Linked DNA regions of Mus musculus: region 1 is linked to region 2. A link is a contact called in ENCODE Hi-C or POLR2A ChIA-PET data. All regions are on one chromosome and are shown on one strand. Each heading gives the region's core, a stretch centred on a gene start or an enhancer-like site at or near the end of the contact. The rest is flanking DNA. Distances are from core to core; before and after follow the strand shown. Region 1 overlaps Samd4 (sterile alpha motif domain containing 4). Region 2 holds the start of Samd4 (sterile alpha motif domain containing 4).

Evidence for each region. Hi-C counts contacts between places; a loop is a spot of excess contacts on that map. ChIA-PET counts read pairs that join two places held with the same protein, here RNA polymerase II (POLR2A).
Region 1: POLR2A ChIA-PET joins it to region 2 with 15 read pairs in Patski. The contact joins the enhancer-like site here to the promoter of Samd4 in region 2. A Hi-C loop is called at or near these places in 2 of 37 maps with a recorded cell type or tissue (T-helper 17 cell and mouse embryonic stem cell). POLR2A ChIA-PET finds 5 or more read pairs at or near these places in 1 of 5 experiments (Patski).

The regions. Positions count from the first base shown.
Region 1 is chr14:47,062,805-47,068,124 of GRCm38, forward strand. It overlaps Samd4 (sterile alpha motif domain containing 4), which reads left to right. Exons shown (of 13, transcript NM_001037221.2): 5 at 1,416-1,525; 6 at 3,584-3,670. Among named protein-coding and RNA genes, the nearest start is that of Gm10371, 51 kb to the right of the region's middle. Within about 2 kb of position 2,412, at least 1 of the 3 ENCODE cell types and tissues checked has a DNase peak (open chromatin) inside an H3K27ac peak, as active enhancers do.
Region 2 is chr14:46,881,413-46,886,479 of GRCm38, forward strand. Samd4 (sterile alpha motif domain containing 4) reads left to right here and starts at 1,553. Exons shown (of 13, transcript NM_001037221.2): 1 at 1,553-1,756; 2 at 2,987-3,604. The coding sequence starts at 3,409. Gm34934 (a long non-coding RNA gene) reads right to left here and starts at 1,387. Exons shown (of 2, transcript XR_383407.3): 1 at 328-1,387.

The DNA of each region.
Region 1 (5,320 bases), core at 1,162-3,661, 180 kb after region 2:
GCACAAGATCACTCAGCAGCAGGCCAATGATCACCTGCTATGCCTGACTTTTTTTTTTTTTTTTTTTAAGGAGACCAACCCTGTCCACACTCCCTGAGCCTGGGTTTGGTTTTCCTGGGTTTGGTTTTCCTGGGAGGCAAACTGTCTTCCATCAGTCCTGGCTATCTACTTTAAACATTGGAAAACCCGAAGTTCCCACCTATATTTGAATGTGTGTGGCCGGCTCATCAGTGCCTCAGAGTAAACCACTTTATAATCTTGTGACCAATATGATTAGCAATATGATGATGCCCTATAGAAAGTATGAATGATACTTACCCAGTACCTTGGAATCTCAAAATACTCTCAATCTCTATTTACTTAGCTCTATGGCTGGTGATCTCTGTAGTCCTTGCTGCAATGTAGCTAAGAGCTGGGCTGCAGAAGGACCTGAGTTCTAGACCCCACTTGACCACATTCTTTCTCTGTGATCTAGACTTAATGGCACAACGCTGCCATCTGTATGGTGAGTAGGGTTAGGGAAAGATGATCTCAGGTCTTATCAGCTCAAAAATTCTGACTTGAGACTTTGGGTAAATGATTTATTTTAGTTGCAATTAGCAAAGTAATGATTCAGTAGCTCTTCAGTCCAGTAATTTTCTGAACTCTAAAACACCATGCCTGGGGTTTGTTTCAGTTGTACCTTGGCATTTCCTTTATCCTGGGATCTAGGCAAGGTTTGGGTCCTCCGTGTTGTGATGTTTCTTATGGAGAAATGACTGGCAGCTATCCCACAACAGTGGTAATACTGGTAGTCCAGGATGCCCTTTATCCCACAGGGGGCCAGGGAAGGTGAAAGAAACACCAGGCAGGGAAGTTATGGAGTACAACTACTGCATATGGTTCTAGCTTCTAGAAGTAGCTGATATAGCTTTCGGAGATTTATACTAAGTTTCAAAAAAAGAAAAATAGTGTCTTGAGGGCACAGACTATTGTATCTACTTTGGGCATTTTCTAAGTCAGTTCTTCCCAAGACAACAGTAAGTTGGCCCAGCTAAAGCAGAGGCTCTTTGTGTTTTACTTTATTGTGATGAATTCCTTTGATACCTTTAAAGGAACTGTAGAAAACTAGACACACACACACACACACACACACACACACACACACACACAAGTATTCTAGGGAATTCCTGTTTCTCCTGAAATACTTAAACCCCAAGTTAGCAATGCCTGGTCTAGGTAAACTTTAGGGCCCAGTGGGGTTGCCAAGGTTAGCCCTAATCTGTGAGCCATCAGTTGCTACCTAAGTTAAGTAATAACTTTTTCTTTTTTTCCCTCTGGCCATCGCCCTTCCCCCTCTCTGCCCTCCCATCTTTCATCATCCCTTCTTGCCCCTTTCATTTCTCCTTCCATCTCTTGCGCATCTTGCACCATAGATGTTCCAGCTTGGTTAAAAAGCCTCCGCCTGCACAAGTACGCTGCGCTCTTCTCGCAGATGACTTATGAGGAAATGATGGCCCTCACTGAGTGTCAACTGGAGGCTCAGGTATGTGCCTGAGGGGCCCCTTCCCTGAGACAAGGTCTTGAGGTTCAGCATCAGACAGACCTTGTCTTAGATGCAGAAACAGACCTTATCCACTCCATAGCTTGCCCGGATCTAGGAGCTGCCTGGTGCTGGCTGGTGTCCCACGGTGAGTAAACTAGTTTCTTGCCTTGGCAGTTCAGTGGAAGATAAAGACCAGCAGGCAGTCACGGGCCAAGGCAAGGGAGAGGAAGTTAGGAAAAGACAGAGCCAAGTGTACCTTCAAACTCTGGGTGCTAAGGAAGACCCTGTGGTACTGCCAGGTGTGGTATCACATAAGTGTTCCCAAGAGCTTTCCCCTGGCTCTTCTCTTTCCTCCACCAAGCCAAGACTTGTTTGGATAGGGACAGATTCCTCGTCTCTTTATCCAGTCTGGTCACACATCCACTAACTTCTAACTGGACCAGCCAGAGGAAACACTAGCCACTCCGGGACACTCTTCCAAAATCACTCACACTGTCTTAGTTGAGATCAGAGTAAACTGTTTAAAATACATTCTTCTGACCACCCCAAATGGCATGGGCCAGTGAGGGCGGCTAAGTTATCCAGGCCTTAGAATTTATTTCCCTTCTGAAGTCATAAAAGAACAGAATCTCCCCTTCCTTCTTAAGTCTCTCCCCACAAAATCTGAGGGCAAACACCCATCAACAGCACCCCAGAAACCATTTCTGCCATGCCAGGCTCTGGCCAACAGATCTAATGTGTGTTTTTGTTTCTCTTGTTTAAAATGCTATTTGCATTTTTTTTTCAAATTGACCCCAGTTTCCTTTGAGCGACAATTCGAAGAAACCGGTGGTCTAAATGAGTTAATATTCGTTGCACAGGAAGGAGAGATTGGAGCATGTGGGGCAGGGCCTGGCTGCCACATGGCTCCCCACTGACCTCTGCTTTTCCTGTACTTATTCAGTGCCCTCAGATCCCCTTCTGTAGGCCTGGCTAAATACCAGGACTGAGAACAAGACAAAGCCCAGAGTCACTGCACACTCTCAGAGAATGAAAGGCACTAATTTCAACTTCCTAACATTTCTCCCACCACTGCTTGGATCTCAGCTGCTGCCTCGGACCCCAGGGTTTGACAGGAACTATTTGAAAGAGCAATCTGTGTTTAGGTCAAAGTTGAGAGAAAAAGCCAACTCATCAGTTGTTCAGATTTTTAAAAAGAGAGAGAAAGTCCTGCCAAGGATGGTAGCGCTAGAGCCTGACCCAAACTTTTACAAAATAATTGAATTCACTGGATCCGAAAAGTACAGCAAAACAGAAATATATCCCCAGTGCTTGCAAGGGCAGAGATGCCCCTGCCACCCTCTGCCCTTCACTAGTGAAGGAGAAACTCTAGAATGGTTGCCAGGGAACAGAGATGGCCAGAACGCTGCATTAGAGACCTGCTTAGAAAAAAGGGACCCTTTTTACTGGGAAGTGTGTAGCGACTACAATCCACAAGATTCTAAGGAAGTCCCCCCCTCCCCCTGACTGCTGTGGCCAGTTTAAAATAAAAAATCCACAACTCTGCATGCTTACCTAGAGTGAAGTAAATTCCACTTTTCATAATGGAAAGGAAAAGGATGGTCGTAAAGGAACAGAATTCCCCTGTGTGGTGGTTGGTGCACATGGGCGGTACTGGGCTTCACGTCCTTTGCCCCAAGAAAGCAAAAAACAACAATACTGCAGTCTCCAGAGAAACCAAGAGGGACTGAAGTAAGACAACCTGAAGACAGGAGTGTCCTGAACAAAACCAAAAAGGTCATTTAACATGGTGAAAGTGAAGACATCTCACACTGGGTGGGATAATTGGCTGTTATGTGGCTCTCTGTCTTAAAGGTCATGGGCAAACTGGTAGCCAGACGGAGTTAGTATATTGACTAAAAAGGGTTTTGAGTCAGTGGTAGCAACAAGAGAGAAATGTATCCTGGCCTGTCTGTGAACATGTAGGAACAAAAGACTAAGTAGAGCCCAGCCTCTGAGAGCCTCTAAGCTGATTCCTGAATATGTTATGTTCTAATATATTGTTGCATCTGATTACAGAATGTTACCAAAGGCGCAAGACACAAAATTGTAATCAGTATTCAGAAGCTCAAAGAAAGACAGAACCTCCTGAAGTCTTTGGAAAGGGTAAGTGAGCAATGGGCCCAGGACACATTTCCACCTTCCTTGTGGGAACACAGACTAAAGGAACACAGTTTAGAGTGTCACTTACTAGAACATAGGGTGCCATGTGACTTCCCTGTCTGTCAGAGAAAGGGAAATGACCAATGTGAAGGTTCCTGGTCACCCATGCTTCCTTGGATCCTGATGCTATAATGAATTAAGTCCTCTGGGTTCGAGCTGCTGGTGAGCTACTGGGTTTGCCTTGGATGAGCTTCAGAAGCCAGTGCTCGCTCTGCTCTGTCCATCACCTCAGTCTTGGAGGCAACCACAGAGTCTGGTAAGTTGTCCTACGCACAGTAACAGCAGTCACAGAACAGCGCATGAAGTGCTGATGTGCCTATGCCTGCTCTCTAGCGCCCATGTCTGGATTGAAGAAAGAAATCCAGGAGGGGCAAACATCCACGGGTTCACTATAGGTTTCACGGGGGATAGAAAGTATTGGCACAGATAGAGTTGGCTTTAGAGTTCAGCTTAAGCACAGGATCTATCTCCATGACTCAGACAGGAACCACTACAAAAATGTGTAACGCCAAAACCAGTCCACAACTGTGAATCCTGACACCAGCCGGCAGTGATGAGTGAATTATGGGTCCCATGTTCCTTCCTGTGCTGATTTTTCTCATGGAAACAAAAAGATGCCTGCAGACTAACAGTGGTTCCTTGTTTGTGAAGCTACCTGTTTGCTCTGGTGTGGAGAGCAGTTTCCAGATGCCTGGCATCTCGCTATAGATTGTGAGTCTGAACCTCTTAGAAACTCCAGGGAGCCTTCAGGGAGGGACAGAGTACTAAGTGAGGCAGGGCTCTAGCAAGTTCCTAAAGCAGGTGACTTAATGGAGTGGGAATGTTTTTATAAGTTGCTCACAAAGATATATGTGCACTTAATTATATGTGTATGTGTGTGCGCGTGTATACTGTTAAGTTGCATTTAATATGTAACATAAAACATCATTTATATTTGGAAAATATACATATAGTATCAAGAAAATTCTTTTTAAATCCTTTTGGGCAGATAGGTAAGAAGTGCTCACATGCTCATCCTGATTAAAGAGCGTTCCTAGCTAAAGGGATCTGCAACCCTATAGGTGGAACAACATTATGAACTAACCAGTACCCCGGAGCTCTTGACTCTAGCTGCATATGTATCAAAAGATGGCCTAGTCGGCCATCACTGGAAAGAGAGGCCCATTGGACACGCAAACTGTATATGCCCCAGTACAGGGGAACGCCAGGGCCAAAAAAATGGGAATGGGTGGGTAGGGAAGTGGGGGGGAGGGTATGGGAGACTTTTGGGATAGCATTGGAAATGTAATTGAGGAAAATATGTAATAAAAAATATTTAAAAAAAAGAGCTCTCCTAAACAAAGGGAATCACACATTTCGTGCAAGCTCTCCACCTAAACCCGAGGTTTGGGTGTTGTTCTTAATTTTATGCTAAGTCCTCTGCCAAGCAGCTTGTCTAACGGAGTGATTATGGCTATTTTTAATCTAAGAAACTGTTCTCTTTTGGAGAACATTCAAAAGGCCAATTTACCCCGTGTCCATTGGAAACTATAGAAAGTGTTCTGAATGAAGATTATGTTGTAAGCCAGTTCATTTCTAGAGCATCCTTTAAGA
Region 2 (5,067 bases), core at 303-2,802:
AAAAAATCAAAAGTCAAACACTGACTCCGGGACTAGTGTTTCCTAAATAGAGCAAACTATTCATCAAGTTATGCGGATACCTCCCCTAGGTGGTTAATAATGAACTTTAAAAACTTCACACACTCGGTTGTGATGGAAACATTGGCAAAACATTGTGCCTCCCCACAAGCCCTTTCACTACCCTAAGAGATGGGAGGTGTTGTCACACTGACAGGACCTACACGAGACAGACATGAAATCCGAGGAGCAGGGTAGAAGAAAGGATTGGAAATCCAGATGCTAGTGTGGGAGCTGAAAGGTGGAGGAATAAGGCCTTGGACACTTTACCTTTAAAACTGTGCTAGCTAGAGCAGGGCAGACCCACGTTTGCTTTTCCAGCTCTCGTTTATAAATGCTCCCAAGTCTCTGGAAAACAAATTCGAAGGCTCGGTGTTTCTTCTGAAACAGGCTGGATTTTGGCCAGTCCCTTTGTGACCGTTCGCATTAGAAGATGCAGAAATGTCTAGGCTTTAGGGTATTTTTAGTCAACCCTTCTTTTGGGTAATTGACCCATGCAAGCATTTTATAGTAGGCGACCTAGAGCTTCCAGCGACAAATCCCGGCCCAGCCTCTGGCCCCGCCCTCTGCAGGCACAGGTGAAAGCCGCGTCCCCCAAACTCCGTGGTGCTGACAGGTGGTCTCGCCACGCCTCCCCGTCGCCCAGGGCGCCTGGGGCCACAGCTCCAGGCCACAAGCCACAGCCGCGCGCCAAGCATAGCTTGAGATCAGGCTCCCGAAGTCCGCCTCCTCCTCTCGGGAAAGCGAGGCCTGAGGCGGGTATGGAGGACTGCAAAAATAAAGGGCATCCAGCGCCGGACTTGGGCTGAGGGTGATCGACCAGGCTCTGCTTGCTTCTCCTAGACAAGGGCCTCGTGGAGCACCGCGGCCAGACACATCTAGCCCTGCGCGTTGTGCCCTTCGCCGCCCTCTGCTACTTCATGCGTCCCAGACCCCAGGAATCCGTCCAAGCCCCCAGAGACAGTGACTCCGGGTGTTTACGGTCTACACCAGTCAGTCACCCACGGGACCAGTCAGCCACCCACAGGTCCCAGGCCAAAGGGTCACTGGACCTGGGGAGCCACATTCCCAAGGGCGAGCGGCGGGTGGCAGCACCGTTCTCGCTCCAGTCCAGCTCCGTTGGGATTCACTCCTGTCCCAGCTCCGGAGGCTCCGGTGCCCTGGCCGTTGTAGAACACGCGGGTGGCAGCCGAGAGGAATTCACCCGGACCCCTCCCCTTCCCCAAACTTCTGTGTTTCTCTACGCAGATCTTCCAATCTGCGCTCTTCCGCTCCTCCCACTTGGCTCCCTCCTCCTCTATGGCCCGGGCTTAGGAATCCGTCCCTCCCCCCAACCCGCCGCCCGCCGGGCCCGGGGATCCTCCCCCCCTCCCCCGACTCCCCCGCGTGCCGCCGCCGCCGCCCGGGTTCCTCTCCCCCCGCTCGGGCGCTCCCTGCCAAGCCCATGATGTAATGGTGTATGTTAATCAGTAGCATGTGGGGAGCTCCGGGCGGCTCAGTCCTTCGCGAGCCGACACTGGAGGCAGCAGTGGCGGCAGCGATAGCGCCCCGAACCCGCAGCGCTGCCCTCTCCGCGCGCCGCCAGCCCCGACGGCATGGCCCGCAGCCCGCGCTCCGAGCGCCCCCAACCCCACTGATTGCTGCTACGGCCCCGGACCCGCGCGCAGGGCCCCGAGCCGCAGGGATGAGCTGCGTGGAGGTGAGCGTCCCTTCTGCTGTCCCGGGCGAGGCACCCAGTGGTTCCTCCGACCCTTTCCCGGGGGCTTCGCTCTTCTACCCAGAAGTTCTGGGTGTCAGATGCTGGAAGCGAGCGGCCCCCAGAGGGTCCGGCGCTTAGTCTCTGCTCGCCTCGCCACGGGAGCTGAGATGGGACGATAGAGCCCCTAAACCTAACTTTTCTTCTTTGAGGTCCTTGGGGGGCGTGTGCGGAAGGGAGGAATCTGCATTTCCCTCGGGGTCCGCCCTGCCGCCTGGGAAAGCCGTGATACGGGCTCCCGCGGTCCCTGCGTAAGGCGTGCGCCCCCAACCGCATCGCCTTGGGCCTGGGACCGGAGGGCGAGGACACTCCGGCCCGCAGGCGGCGGCGGGGACCGGGGGCAGGATGCCTAAATCACACGCGCGCGCACACACATCTGATGGTCGTGGGTCAAGCAGGCCCAGGGAAACCTCCCGGGTGGGCTGGCGCGGCGCTGGGGAGTGAGGGCTCTGACTGAGCCGCGCCGAGCTTTGGATAGGGAGAGTTTATTTTTGTCTCGAGCTGTCGCTGCGGCTGCTCACGGCCTAAATCCAGAGGGGAGCCTGGCGGCGGAGATGCTGGCTGTTGCTGTAGATGGAGCTGCAGCCGTACGGCTGCTTCTCCGGGAGGAGGAGGAGGAGGGAGGAGGGAGGGAAGGAATAGGAGGGAAGGAATAGGAGGAGGAGGGAGGAGGAGGAGGAGGGGGAGGAGGAGGAGGAGGAGGAGGAGGAGGAGGAGGAGGAGGAGGAGGAGGAGGAGGAGGCTGGAACCCTGGTTGCCTCTGACACCGCCTCTGCTTTGCATTAGCCCCCACCCCACCCCCGCGCCCCTTCACAGCCGCATTGCAAGTTTTCAGCGCGGGGAGGATCTGTTGCTGGTGCTGGCGTTCGCAGACACAGCCCCAGAGGCCACTCCGGGTGGGGTGTGCAGGGAGCACTTGCGGGTCACAGCCGCAGCAACAGGAAGCCGCGGGGTCTCCTCCCGCACCTGGGAAGGAAGTGTGCAATAGCTCAGCTCGCGCATCCGAGTGTGGAGAGGCCGGCTGGAATTTAGGGGACTTCCCTTCGCGGGACACCCCTTCCCCCAGCCTTGGCTTCCACACACCCCCTACCGAGCTCCCTCTCACTCCCGGATCCCCCTAGACGCTCCAGTCCGCGTGCCGAGGTCTCACTGCAGCTTTTTCTGTCCTTTCAGTAGTGATTGCCGCTTGGGAATGCGGGTGTGAAGGGTCCGAGCTGCCGCCCAGCGGGGAGGAGACCCCAGGACGCCGGAAATCACCATCCTGAAGCTACGAGAAAAGGGGAAGGAGCGATCTTCATTCAGTTTTGTGCCTTGCGAGGGATTTACATTTTTAATCGCTATTTTTTTTTTTTAAAATATCTCCGCGCTACTGTCTGTCATCGTCTCTGGAGAATCAACCAGAACCACCAGAACGTAACTGAACCGATAGAGAGAGGAGAGCAAGGCAGGAGCAGAGTCAGTACCTGCAGCGCCCGGGCACCGGAGACCTTGGAACCAGAACGTGTCTCGGGAGGCCACGGGGCTGCGGCTCCGCCAAACTTTGGGGCGGGCAGGAGCGCCAAGGGGCTTCGTAGACGGAGGGCGGCCCCCTAACCATGATGTTTCGCGACCAGGTCGGGGTGCTGGCGGGCTGGTTTAAGGGCTGGAACGAGTGCGAGCAGACTGTTGCACTGCTGTCGCTGCTCAAGCGCGTAAGCCAGACCCAGGCCCGCTTCCTTCAGCTCTGCCTGGAGCACTCGCTGGCCGACTGCGCCGAGCTGCACGTCCTGGAAGGAGAGGCCAACAGCCCGGGTAAGTGCGCGGCCGTGGATCCCGCGGCTCCCCGGGAATCCAGTCTCCCCGCCTCCAGCCCGGGCTCCGCCCCCGCCCCCCCCCCCCCGGCCTCCACCCGCGGGGACCTGGTCCTCACTGGCCCCGGGGCTCTGAGCATCTGCGTCGGACCCGACCCTTCTTCACTTCCCCTGTCCGCTTTGGGGCTTTGACCATTGTGAACTCCTTAGTCCATTCCGTGTTGTAGCTACGGTAGCATGAATGATTGATTTTTCTCTCCTGCGCTTTCCTTGGAAATAAGTAAGTCAGGTCACGTAGAGTCTGGATTTTCTGCCACCCCCCCCCCCCCTTTCGGGTAACGTGGCTCGCTGGCTTTCAGCAATACACCAGGAAGCTCAGGACTGCCCCTTCAGTCACTGAGCTCAGACAGGCTGTAAGAATACCTGAAAATGCAATTTTATTATTCATTCTCCTTCAACCCCCACGGATAGCACTGTTTTAGAGGTTTGTCTTCCGAATAATATGTAGGTGACGCTATAGACTGTTAAAATGACATTTGCAGCATGGCTGTGATGTGGCTACACTTACTGGTCATGACGTTGTCCGCATTGATAAGAGATCTTGTGGGAAGACCAGGCATGGATTGGGCTCCACAGCGTGTGGCTTTTGTTAGGAAACTTTAAGAAATTGTTTATTAGTAACCTTTTAGTATTTATAGTCAAAGCAACCACTACAGAAAGTAAATACAGTGGGAACGTTTCCAGCGGTTTGACATCTGCCATTATGGGTGGTGACAGACTCAAATTGTAAGGGGAGACTGGAGATGGGGGGGGCGATGTGGGAGAACCTGGCGATTTGTTGCGGGGGAGGCAGGGAAATTCTTTGGTTCTTGCTGCTGCGAGAGGGTGAACAGAGCCCCCAGTGTTTATGCAGAGTAAAGAAGGCAGGCTCCTCTTCCAGCTGTTCCATGTTAGCTGTGAGTCTGCAAGACTCCCAAGGGCTGGGTTGCCATTTGTTGACAAGGTCCAGTCCAGGACAGTGGGGACTGGAGGCTGCTGAAGTGAGTGAGCCTTCAGGACAGCAGAGGAGGGCCCGTGGCTTCCTCATTCCTCCAGCCTGATACAGCGCTTATGATGCGGACACACCAGAATGGGATGTTTCCTTATATAGACTCCTAGGGTACAAATGGAACTAGAAATCCTGCAGGCTTTTTCCTGACTGCGTCCAAAGGATCCTGAGCAGCCAAGTATGGAGGGTCATGCTGAGGGGACTCCACTGAGCCCCAGCCAGGCAGCCCAGGCCAGCTACTCAGAAGGGCACAGTGGCTGGGCCCCCTTGCTGAAGCTTGAGTGCCACATTTATAAATAGCTGAAGGCCAGCCTCCTTCCTCAGGGTGTAACTGATGCTCTGCTTGCTTTGCTTCTGTCCTGATGTCAAAGCATAGCTTTTCACCTGCTTAAACTCCCTTCCTTGGATTTGACCAA